Linked DNA regions of Mus musculus: region 2 is linked to region 1. The links are chromatin loops, found by intact Hi-C in ENCODE. Cell type or tissue: gastrocnemius. All regions are shown on one strand. Each heading gives the region's core, and the rest is flanking DNA. Links, peaks and the distances in the headings are about the cores only.

Region 1 (6,465 bases), core at 531-5,530:
GCTATTTCTGGTAAGAAAGGCAGAATGCCATGGCCCCTTGGGACTGACAGTACACAAGTCACGAACCCCCTGTGTCCTGTTCCCTGCCGCTCTTGAGAAAACTGATTTACTTGTAGTGCCATGCCTCTGTGCCTTTGCAAGTGCCCTTCCTGATCCGGACAGGAAAGTGAATGGGTGTCTAGTTCTGCAGTCGCACACTGTATAGAATGAACTGTATAAAATCCTTTTACGTGGATATTTTGGCGGGGGATGGGAGAGGGCAAGACAAGTTTCCCTAACATTAGGGATCTTGTTCCACTTTGGTCCCCAGAATCTGCTATGGTAGAAAAGACATGGTGTGTGGTGAACATGGTAGAAGCCAATAGAAGTATTTCACATGAGATGGTCTTTCTGTCCACCTTGGTGACTTAAAGACACCCGCACCCTTGGGGCTTCAGTGCGGTTCGTCTTCCCACTGTACAGATGAAGGGCAGCGGGGTGGCTGGTTGCCTGAGGGCTGGGCTGGGTGGCTGCCCGCGCGCCTGCGCCCTCTGCTGCTCCGGTCCTGGCGCGTCTCTGTGCGTGTGTGTCTGCCTGGGGAGAAGAGGCTTGGGTGACAGGCCAGAGGTTGGGGGAAGAGTTAGCCAGCTCGACTCGCAGTCTCACTCCCTGATTTCTCGGCGGCGGGACCGAGACGGTCTCCGCAGGCGGCTGGCCCATCTTCCCCCACCGCTGCCGTCCTACAGCGGCTGATCCTCTCCCAGCCCGGCAGATTGGTCGTCACCCTCGCTAGTGAGTTGCGAAAGCTTGTGCGCCTAGCAGAGCGGCGAGCTGTGCCTGGCGGTTCTGTCCTCCCACCGGCTGTGTGTGTGTGTGTGTGTGTGTGTGTGTGTGTGTGTGTGTGCGTGCGCGCGCGCGGAGGGGATGTCCCTAGGATTCCGCGTTGGTTCCGAGAGCTCGGGGCGGGGATCCGCGTGTCCATCCCATGCGAGTCTGCGTCGCGATGCGGCTGCTCCCTCAGCCAGGGGCTCCGACGCCGGGATTCCCCAGCTCGGCGTGCAGCCACGGGTGGAGTTCCCCGGGAAGGCGCAGGGGTGAGCGGGCGGAGCCCAAGTGCCGGCTTGCAAGCCACTGGCAGTCCGGTCCTGAACAATACTGGGAGATGTTGTAGCCGCCTCTCTCATCTTTTTTCTTTTCGCAGCAGCATCACAAAAGCTCAGAACGAAACCCAACGCAGCAGAACCCCAATGCCTCCCATCTGGTGCACTTCGCCGCCGGGGCAGGAGGAGTATAGGGTTCCCCAAGATTAGGGATGGGGTTTACAGCGGAGGCGCACCTGTATTAGCGCTCGCTGAATTCAAACCAAGCGCTGGCTCGCACAAAGTGAACTCGTGTGTGTGTGTGTGTGTGTGTGTGTGTGTGTGTGTGTGTGTGTGTTATACTTCAGGCCTTCGCACACCTCACGCTCTCAGGGTGTGCTTGGCAAATAGCACACCTCCGGGCCGGCGTGCCTGTGTTGAGCCGTTTCGGTGGGCTCCCCGCGCACGCTGTGCCAGCTTGCCAGCGTCTCTTTGTTTGGTGTGGCTTCACTCAACCATTTGCAAAGCAAATTGATTTTCGGTTTCGCTCAACCTTGCGCTCTGGGACTTAACGTGGGCCACAGCCTCGAATGCCCTCGTTACTTGTAATTGAATATAGTTCTTTCCGGCAAGGGGCTATTTTTAGTGTAGAGAATAACCACGCAAGCATGTTGATCCCCTCCCCCCACGCGCTGTCTTTGACTTTAAGTAGGTGTTTGATGGAGCGGACGCATTCACATCTCGTCGCGCACACGTGCCAGTGTACAAGTGTGCACACATATTTCTACACGTAGTTTTCTTTCTACCGCTTAAAAATGTATTTTAAAATTTGAGACCAGGAATGTATTGTGTGCTTGTAAAAGGAAAAAAAAAACTTTCCTTTGTTCTTCTGGGAATCTTCTATTTTGAGTCATGGAGTAGGAGTACCAGAAGGTTGCTATTAGTTCACTCGAATAAAAGACACTGCCTTCTGAGTCAGAGCTGCCAGGCTGATAATTATTAACATATAAAAGCAAACGCACTGTTTAAGGCAAAAGGGGCGGGGCGGGGGCAGGCCCGCCGCAGACAATGAGCGAGAGTCTTGGCGGACCGCCTGCTGCTCATTGTTCCGGGACTTGAGGCTGCAGTCTCTGCAGGTCCCTCCTGCACGGTTCAGCTCCTGGCTAGCACCTCGGTCCCTCTGGGGTCCACGAGGTTACTTAGCACTAGTCACCGGACCCCGGGTTGCCAGCCCCAAGTGCATCCGTCCCTCTGACCATCAATTCTCTGCTTTACAGGTCGGCAGCTTCACGACCCTGTGTGTCACAAGCCTTGCGGTGGGCACCGAACACCCCTGGAGCCACAAAGTGGGATGTTGTTCGGACAGTTGCGCTAAGAGACCCCACACTGGGCCCAGGTCGCTCTAGCTTCTGGCCACCGTCTGAGAGGCGGCGGCGGAGGGGATGAGCACCGGACGCGCAAAGCGCCTACCGCGAGCTATCCCTGAGAGTGGACACCAAGCAGGACTCCTCGAAGGACCGCGTGGACCTTTACCTCCCCCGGTACAAGGTGGCTTCTTGTTGTGCCTCGGGTCAGGATGCTCTGGGCACCTCCCTGCTGCTGAGATGTTTTGCTTCCAGGCTCTGCCATCCCCAGCCCGGGTCTCAGGAGGAGACGACTGAGTGGGCCGGGCATCAGCCCCTCGTTCAGGTGGATGAAAAGTGCCGGAGGCCTTATATGGAATCAGCGATCACATTTTAAGAGCCATGGACGAAGGGGATGCGCAGTCTCGGGCCCAACAGCAGCTAGAGGCACCGTCTTCGGTTGGAGCTGTCCAAGAGAAGTGCGAGTCAGAGTCCTTCAGGTCTAAGAGTTTACCGGTCCTGCACAGCGCCTCCTGCCGGCAGAATTTCAGTGCTGGGAATGCAGATGGCAAACTGGCCTTGGGTTGCAATGAAGCTCCAGGTCGCCAGGAGACGCATCTAGGACGGAACTTGATAGTCCCCAGCCCTTCTGCTCCATCCACTTCGGCAGGCACTACAACGGAACTCATGGACTGTAACCACAGGATGGACCCCAGCAAAACTGTGTCAGTATCTTCCACTTTGGCCACACTCCAGGAGAGAAGGTGTCTCTACGTGGTCCTTACGGATTCTCGCTGCTTCTTAGTGTGCATGTGTTTTCTGACTTTCATCCAGGCGTTAATGGTCTCTGGGTACCTGAGCAGTGTCATCACCACCATCGAAAGGCGCTATAGCTTGAAGAGTTCTGAGTCAGGGCTGCTGGTCAGCTGCTTTGATATAGGAAACCTGGTGGTGGTGGTGTTCGTCAGCTACTTTGGTGGCCGTGGGCGAAGGCCCCTATGGCTGGCAGTGGGTGGACTTCTTATTGCCATCGGGGCTGCGCTCTTCGCTTTACCTCACTTTATCTCACCCCCCTATCAAATCCAAGAGTTGAACGCTTCGGCCTCCAACGATGGCCTTTGTCAGAATGGCAACTCCACAGCCATCTTGGAGCCTCCTCCCTGTCCCAAGGACTCGGGAGGAAATAGTCACTGGATCTACGTGGCTTTATTCGTTTGTGCACAGGTTCTCATTGGAATGGGCTCTACACCGATTTACACCCTGGGACCAACCTATTTAGATGACAACGTCAAGAAAGACAATGCATCCTTGTACCTAGGTAAGACTTGGAATTCTCAGGCATGTAGTTGGCTCACAGTGACATTCTTTTTCTTCCCCAGTCACAAAGGAACACAACCTTTTGTGTTTTCAAGTATATTAAGCATTATGGTTCATTCCTTTTGAGTCCTGCTTTTGGTGTAGTATGTTTTCAGTTTGGGATAAAGAGCTCTTTGAAATAATTTCACAGTTGTCTTTTCTCACCAATACAAAGGCTGAAAAATAGGACAGCACAGGGCCCGTTCCTCTTGTTGTTCACTTTTGGGGAACCTCTATTTGTCAAGTTTATCTTCTAAGCTTTCTTTCCAAGAAATGACCAGAAAGGAGGAGAGCTCACCAGCAGTTTTGAGTCATTGCTTTGCATTGTTACATCTGTTTCTCATCCCTAAAAGCAGATGATGGGGTAGCCAGACCACATATGCTATGTCACTTCACTTCCAAACTCTATTCTGAACATGTCTGATCACCCAGCACCAACAAAGCCTGAAAAACAGTAGATGAATAAGTTATGTCTGCCCACGAGGAAGCAACAGCATGGGCCATGGATTTATCCAAGGCTGTTTTCATTGGGCTTAGAAGACCTCAGTTACTGGAGTTTGTGAGAGTTCATTACTGTCTTCTGAAGAACACAGGCTCTTGGGTTTCATTCCTTGCCTTTCATTTAAGAGCACAGCAGACAGAGGTGTTTGGGATAAGTTCCGGGTATCCATGGGAGGTCAGCCAGGTATGCACAGGGCTAACCGAGTTTCTAGATGTAACTTTGGTGGTTGTCAGCATCTCTCTGTAGTTAGTAATTGCTCCTTCTAAAGTGCACTAAAAGATGGTTTTGAACCCCTGGAAAGGATCAGTGTTGTTAGACCAGTTAATTGCTCTCTGTTCTGTTTTGCTGGAGTCCACCTAACACTTAAAACACCTAAAGGCACTCTGTGTGTGTGTGTGTGTGTGTGTGTATACATCTGTGTGTACACCACAGGACAACCTTGGATGTTGTCTTCTCTCTCTCTCTCTCTCTCTCTCTCTCTCTCTCTCTCTCTCTCTCTGTCTCTCTCTTTCTCTCTCTTTCGTTCCTGGCTTAGAATTCACCAAGGAGCTCACCTATGTGGCTGTTTAGTAACTTCTTAGCTATGTGTTGGTAGATTCCTTGATGTCTGAATGAGATTTTCCAAGAGAGTGAAGAAGATGGTCAGCTTAGAAGGGCTGTACTTTGTCTTTAGTTTACCCACTGCCCTTGGAGTTACTAACTTAACTTTGTTAGTAAATATACGCACAAATGGTAAAATAAGTATCAATATACCCACTCACTAGACTTAATAATTCCTTATTTTATCAACTGTGTATGGTGGCCAATACCTGTAATTCCAGCACTAGGAAGGGTGAGGTAAGAGCATTGCTATGGTTTTTAAGGTCACCCTGGGCTACATGGCGAGTACTAGGCCAACCAGGGCTACATGGTAGATACTGTCTCAAACAACAACAAAAACTCCACTTTGTCATGCTTAAAAGAATCTCCGTATGTGTGTGTATATTTGATGTGGGGAGCTTACTAGCATCTCCCCAATATGTGTGTATATATTTGACATGGAGAGCTAAGCTAAGTGTGTAGGTACCACTAAGCTTCATTGTGCCTCTTCTAGAAATAAGGGTATTCTGGGATTGGAATGTAGCTGAGCTGTAGAGTACTTGCCTCATGAAAGATGCTCTGGAATTGCTCTCTAGAACTACCAGTAAGTAGGTAAACAAACAGGGAAACAAATAAATGCATTCTTTTCCATACTGACAGATGTATCCACATGGTAAGAAAGTTAAGAACTAGTTCCTAATATTGTCAAACACCTTTCCAAATTCAAATTTCAATTGCCACCCGAATTCTTTTATAATTACTAATGTTAAACTCAGGAATTCCTCAAAGGTCATTTATTAATATAATTACATTTGGCCATTTGCCATTGTAGCTTTCATAATGGAGAAAATACCTCAACCTGTGTGTGTGTGTGTGTGAAGTTGACCTTTTGACTTTTTTGAAATAATTATAAATTGATGACTGCCTTAGGATACATTTTTTAAGGAAACTCCACCATAATTCTGACTTACATTAAATTAATTTTAGTAATCAATACAAGATTTTTTTTCTTAGAAAGAGGCTCACAGTGGAACCCAGGCTGGCTAGGATTCATTAAGTTTGTAGTCTAGGCTGGCTTTGAACTTTCAATACTTTTGCCTCAACTTCTTGGGTGCTAAGGTAACAGGCACATACCAACACGCCTGATCAAACCCTTTCAAATGGGCTTTATAGGTTCTTTCTGAACGAATTACGATCAGGAGACTAGTGTTTTCCAGACTACAAGCAATGTTACCCAGTCAGAATGTAGGGATTCCTTTCCAGTGAGTAATGAGGGGAAAACACCTCATGTTATTTCTTCACAAAGCTGTTGTCTGCGTTATCCATCTCCTTCCTCTCTTTTCTGACCTTCCTAGTCAGTCTTTCCAGAAAATAGCAACAACAAACCTAATGCCAGATAGCCCCTTAGAAACTGGGGGCAGGAGCAAATATCTGAAGTAACATTAAAACACCAGTATAATGGATGGGGATGTAACTGTGCACCTTCATCTTGGCAAGGCTCCATGATAGCATCCGAGGGTCTAACTGAAGAAGAAATGAAGTCACAGATTCGACAGTGGGGCTTCTACCCACTAACAACTCTGACTCCACTGTGAGGATATAGCCTTAGTGTTGGCTTTGAGTATAG
Region 2 (6,465 bases), core at 932-5,931, 52 kb before region 1:
TCCAGTCTCCTGTGACCACCTGAGTGTCATCCCTAGAACTGTGTAAAGAAGCCAGATGTGATAGACTGCAGTGTAATTCCAGTGATGGAGAAGCAGAGGAGGGGCGTGGAGCTCAGTGACCATCCAGTCTAGCCTATTTCTCCTGGTTAGAGCTGATCTCCATATACATAAGCATACACAAAGACATATACCTACCCACACCCAGTAACACAGCTACTTACATGTTGTGTTGGTTTGCACATGCTTTGCCTAGGGAGTGGCACTATTAGGAGGTGTGGCCCTGTTGGAGTAGGTGTGTCACTGTAGTCATGGCTTTAATAGTTATGTCCTAGCTGCCTGAAAGCCAGTATTCTCCAAGCAGCCTTCAGATGAAGATGTAGGATTCTTTTTTTTTAAATTATTATATCTAAGTACACTGTTGCTGTCTTCAGACACCAGAAGAAGGCATCAGATCTCATTATGGATGGTTGTGAGCTACCATGTTGCTGGGATTTGAACTCAGGACCTTCAGAAGAGCAGTCAGTGCTCTTAACCGCTGAGCCATCTTTCCAGCCCAAGAGGTAGAATTCTTAGTTCCTCCTGCCACCTTGGTGATAATGGACTGAACCTCTGAACCTGTAAGCCAATCCCATTTAAATATTGTCCTTATAAGAGTTGCCTTGGTCATGGTGTCTGTTCACAGCAGTAAAACCCTAACTAAGACAAATATGTACCATTTCTCCTTATCAACAACAACCAGCCGGGCATGGTGGCACTTGCCTTTAATCCCAGCACTTGGGAGGCAGAGGCAGGCAGATTTCTGAGTTCGAGGCCAGCCTGGTCTACAAAGTGAGTTCCAGGACAACCAGGGCTATACAGAGAAACCCTGTCTCGAAAAACCAAAAAAAAAAAAAAAAAAAAAAGAAAAAAAAAGAAAAACAACAACAACCACAACCACTACCACTGAAATAGCAAGCAGCCCAGTTTTCTGGTGGAAGCAGTGGGGCACTGTTTTACACATCACTTAGGGCGACCCTCCCAGGTTTTGGAAGAAAAGCATCAGTGTGCAGCATCTCTGTCCTGACTGAGTTTCCTCTCCTTCATTATTTAAATCTGTGGGCACTGCTGTAGAAATGGATGCATGGACTGCTAGATACAAGGAAGGACACTCCGTTAATCTGGGTGTCGTGTAGTAAATACATGAGTGATAGGCTGGACACAGTCTCCAGTGTCTTTGATCCCAGAGCCTTGGAGGCAGAGGTGGGTAGATCTCTGTGAGTCTGAGGTCAAACCAGTCTGCAGAAGAGGGTTTCAGGCCAGTTAGAGCTACATAGTGAGATTGTTTCAACAACATCAACAAACTCCAAACTTAACCTAAACAACCTCCCAAACCTCCATCCAAACCAAGAAATATGTGGTTAATTTATGCACCATCCCAAATATTGCATGGGCTGTATTTCTACCAAACAACCATTTTTGTTTACATAAACGTCAGCTTTAGCTGGATGTCTTGTGTGATATTCATGGTAGATCAGGCAGTGACAACTTTGGGATTTCTACAGACACACCCATTCCCCATTACTACCTTCCTGAAATTCTCCCCCTGCCTTGGCAGTGTGGGGTAGAACCCTTGGCTGCAGTGGGAGAGTCTGTTCCTAGGAGGGCATCAGCAGAGTCTGAGACTAGAACAGTGTGAGCCATGGAAGGGGAGGGTTGTTTTCCAATGTGGGGGTGGTGGTGGTGGTGGTGGTGGTGGTGGTGGAATGGGCCAGCTGTAGGGGCTGGAAATCTGGGCCTAATTCCTGGACTTGTTGATGAAAACTCACATTGACCTTGAATAAAATCCCTTTGCAGTCAAACTTCTTGTATGAGTTGTGCTAACCTAATAGAAAATTGTTGCTGGGCGTGGTGGCACACACCTTTAGTCCCAGCACTCAGGAGGCAGAGGTAAGTGGATTTCTGAATTCAAGGCCAGCCTGGTCTACAAAGTGAGTTCCAGGACAGTCAGGGCTACACAGAGAAACCCTGCCTCAAAACAAACAAACAATCAAACAAACACAAAAAAATTGTTGAAGGGATTCATAGGAAACCAATAAAGTTGTGTTGATCTTACAAAAGAACTGTATTAAGGAAATTTATTATTGGTGTTGTTACAAGTTTTTGATAGGGTCTTCCGATGTAGCGCGGGTTAGCCTTGAACTCACAGTGGTCCTCTGCATTAGCCATCCTCCTGAGTGCTGAGATTGCAAGCATGATGAGACACTTGGCTAGACAATGTGGAAGGTGTGGTGTTAGTGCCCCTCACTTAGAGGTATGGAAGAGAAGGAGCCTCTTTCCCACAGCCTCTGTGATGAGCCTTTGCTGTATTATAGCAAATATGAAGGCAGGTAATTTTTAAAATTTATTATTTTACAGGTACAGGTGTTTTGCCTGTATGAATATCTGGGCATCAAGTGTGTGCAATACCCACAGAAGCCCAAAGAAGGTGCTAGATCTTCTGGAACTTCAGTTACAGATGGTTGTGAGCCTCCATGTAGGGTCTAGGACTTGAATCTTGGTCTTCTGGAAGAGCAGCCACTGCTCTGGGCCATCTCCTCAGCCCTGTCATTGCTTTGAAAAGCCTTCCCCTTGTTCCTTGCTAAGGTTCAGGCACTAGGACAGTTACAGATATAAGATGCCTTCTGCCTTTCCTTCTTCCTTGTCTGTCTGCTGTAACACTTCAGAGGAGTTCACACTGGTTAGATGCCCTCTGAACAGTTACACTCTCGGGCTGGGGATGTAGCTTAAATGGTAGCGTGCTTGCCTATCATGCTCGAAGCACTGGGTGTGATCTTCAGCACTGGGTGAACTGTGGGGCTGGCACTACAAACTTGTGGGCTGTGCTGGCATATGTCTATAATCCTAACACTTGAGGGATAGAGGCAAAAGGATCAGAAATCCAAGGTCACCCTCAAGTAGATAGCCAATTCAAAACCAGCCTGGGCTACATGAAATCCTATCTCAAAAAAAAAAAAAAAAAAAAAAAAAAAAGGACATTCTTTCCCATCTCTGCTAAAATGCAGAGTCAGTAGCTAAAATTAAGTCCAGTGTCTTCATGCCAAACTGCTAAACAGAGACCTGCCAATGGCAAAAAGCTTTTTCCTTTGTTTATGGGTTGCTAGGTAGAAAAGAATCCTACTGGATACCAAACTCTGGCACCCTTCTCCACAGCTGGGAGGAGGCAGACCTCTGCAATTAAGAGGAAGTCTGTTTTTAGTATTAGTCTTATAAACATAGATGGAACAATCAATTATAAAAGTTGTTGGTGATTTCTGATTTAACTAGAGCAGAACTCCTGCTAACTAGGAACTCCCATGGAACTCTCAGATTTGTTTCCAGCCCTGTGCTTACTTTTCAGCCCTTGCTGTATTAGCAAATACTCAAATATTTTCCGAGTATTGATTTAATAAATATATGCTGTGGTTGTTTGAGTGAGAATGGCCCCACTAGGTTCATATATCTGACGGCTTGCTTCCTAGTTATTGGAACTGTTTGGGAAGGATTAGGGGGCATGGCCTTGTTGGAGGAGGAGGTGTGTCAATGGAGGTGGGCTTTCAGGTTTCTCTCTACCTCCATCCTGAGAGGCTCCAGGTCTCAGCTGCAGTTCTGGGACCAGGCATGCCTGCCTACTATCATGTTTTCTGCTTCAATGACCATGGACTCACCTTCTGAAACTGAGCAAGCCCCCAACTAAATGCTTTCTTTCTTTCTTTCTTTCTTTCTTTCTTTCTTTCTTTCTTTCTTTCTTTTTTTTTTTTTTTTTTTTTGGTTTTTCGAGACAGGGTTTCTCTGTATAGCCCTGGCTGTCCTGGAACTCACTTTGTACACCAGGCTGGCCTCGAACTCAGAAATCCGCCTGCCTCTGCCTCCGGAGTGCTGGGATTAAAGGCGTGCACCACCACGCCCGGCCTAAATGCTTTCTTTTATAAGCTGCCTTCATCGTAGTCTCTTCACAGCAATAGAAAAGTAACTAAAACATGGCACACTCTTTTAAATTTTTAATTAATTAATTAGTTAATTAATTAATTATTTTTTTGTTTTGTTTTTTTGAGACAGGGTTTCTCTGCGTAGCTCTGGCTGTCCTGGAACTCACATTGTAGACCAGGCTGGCCTAGAACTCAGAAATCCACCTGCCTCTGCCTCCCGAGTGCTGAAATTAAAAGCGAGTGCCACCATGCCTGGCTATTTATTTATTCTTCACTCATATATTATACCTCAGCCCCAGCTTCCCTCCCTCCTCTCCTCCCAGTCTCTCCCCATTACCTCCCCTCTCCCCCAGATCCACTTTTCCTCTGTTTTCTTTCAGAAAGGGTTGGCCTCCTGGGGTTATCAACCAAACATGGCACATCAAGATGCAGTAAGACTAGGCACATCCCCTTATATCAGGGCTTGACAAGGCGACCCAGGAGGAGGAATAGGGTCCCAAAAGCCAAGAGTCAGAGACAGACTCCATTCACACTGTTAGAAGTCCCACAAGAACACCAAGTGTTGGGCTGGTGAGATGGCTCAGCGGGTAAGAGCACCCGACTGCTCTTCCGAAGGTCCGAAGTTCAAATCCCAGCAACCACATGGTGGCTCACAACCATCCGTAATGAGATCTGACGCCCTCTTCTGGAGGGTCTGAAGACAGCTACAGTGTACTTACATGTAATAAATAAATAAATAAATTAAAAAAAAAAAAAAAAAAAAAAGAACACCAAGTGCACACCTGTAACAGAGATGCAGAGACCTAGGTCTCTGATTGGTTAATTTAGGGCTTGTGTGTTGAGGTCACTTAGGAGTTGCTTCTCTCCTTCACCCAGGCAGGATCCAGGGATCAAACTCAGGTTGTTAGACTTGGCAGCAATCACCGTCTCTTGGTAAGCCAGCTCTTCTTTTTTTATACTTACTTATTTTTATTTACTGAGTATGACTTGGCACAGTCGTGCCTACTGGAAATGGTGAGAGTCATGAAGCAGCACAGCTGTTTGACACATTCCAGCTAAGCTGAGCTGAATGCTGAAGTCGCTGCCCTTTGATCTCTAACTTTTGCGTTTTGGTCTCTGCATGCTGCCCTCTTGGGAGCTTTCTGCATTGTGATTCATTTTATGTCTTTCCCCAAGAAAACTGTGTCTGAGTCTTTGTAAGGAAAGTTCTAAACATATTGTTTTCTGGCCACTATTTGAAAGTCTTCTTTAGGCCCTGAATATCATTAAGCACAAAGAAGCACACAGCTAGATGAGGCCATTTCTCCTGGAACCTTCTTGGGGCATCTGCTCTGGAGCAGACACAAAACGTATAATTGGTGCAAGATAAACAGAGACAATTAATAATCTCTACTGACCAGGAGAATAGGTTACAGATTCAAGGCCTCCCTTTACAATACACTTAGAGTTCTCTGAAAACATACTTTAAAGATGGGGATTCATACAGGGTACACCCTTGGAGGAGTAAATCAGTAAGTCAGATAGGTTAGCTAAAATAAGGGTTTCTTACTTTATAGTGTAGATTATGAAACATATAGTAAAAGAAGTTATGTATTAGTACTTGCTATTTATAAAAAGACCGGTTCAGATATTTTCTGCTTGTCTGGAGGGCTTTCCAAACTGTCAGCCTAAAAGCAGGCTGTCGTATAATAAATGTGTTTGCTTTGGAGGAGACTTTCTTTAGATTCTTTACATTGGACTTATAGGGCCGATAATAAAAATAAAATCTGCGGCTGGCGAGATGACTCAGAGGGTAAGAGCACTGACTGGTTTTCTGAAAGTCTTGAGTTCAAATCCCAGAAACCACACAGTAGCTCACAACCACCTGCAGGTTGAGATCTGACATCCTCTTATGGTGAGTCTGAAGACAGCTACAGTATACTTATGTATAAATAATAAATAAACCTTTGGGCTGGAGTGAGCAGAGACTGAGTGAGTAGAGTTGACTGGAGCATGCAGAGGTCCTAAAAATTCAATTCCCATCAACCACATGAAGGCTTACAACCATCTGTACAGCTACAGTGTACTCATATACATAAAATAATAAATAAATAAATAAATAAAATCTTAAAAAATGAAATCTGTTCTATTTATATTTTCTAATTGTGACTGAACATGGATGTGTAATGAAAACTCAAACATAATCTGTACTTCCAGGAGAATCATTACTTTGTTGCAGGATATTTGATGACATTTTGAACCCCAAGATTGTGTTGTTTACCTGAAAAACCCGTTTCTGGTTGTGGTGTGGCTCAGCCTTAGCACACACCTTTAATTCCCCTGGCTGGAATACAGACACACCCTTACTATACATCCTTAATCCCAAACAATGAAGGTAAAGTTAATTTGTAGAAGAAAGCAGCCATATTTGAAAGTGATGTGAAATTGAATGGCAAAGTGACAAATCAGAGAAAGATTTGACAGAATAGGATCTGCCCTACTAACATGAGAAGAGAGAGGAAAGAGAAGGAGGCCGTTTTAC

Evidence for each region. Hi-C counts contacts between places; a loop is a spot of excess contacts. Peaks named below come from ENCODE experiments on the same cell type or tissue, not always from the same donor. Only the 100,000 strongest peaks of a DNase experiment are listed, where the experiment ranks them.
Region 2: it touches region 1 in a loop (3-fold over the local background); 6 of 42 quality-filtered maps call a loop at or near these places.

What each region holds. Positions count from the first base shown.
Region 1 is chr1:12,986,834-12,993,298 of GRCm38, reverse strand. It overlaps Slco5a1 (solute carrier organic anion transporter family, member 5A1), which reads left to right and starts at 2,164. Exons shown (of 9, transcript NM_172841.2): 1 at 2,164-3,719. The coding sequence starts at 2,804. In gastrocnemius, for the core only: CTCF peaks have their summits at 549 (motif pointing left) and 2,938 (motif pointing left); DNase peaks (open chromatin) are centred at 2,165, 2,560, 2,935, 3,419 and 3 more places; H3K4me3 peaks cover 4,878 bases; H3K27ac peaks cover 2,316 bases.
Region 2 is chr1:13,039,181-13,045,645 of GRCm38, reverse strand. No RefSeq gene overlaps it. Among named protein-coding and RNA genes, the nearest start is that of Slco5a1, 51 kb to the right of the region's middle. In gastrocnemius, for the core only: no CTCF peak of the experiment used is centred there; no DNase peak of the experiment used is centred there; H3K27ac peaks cover 1,764 bases.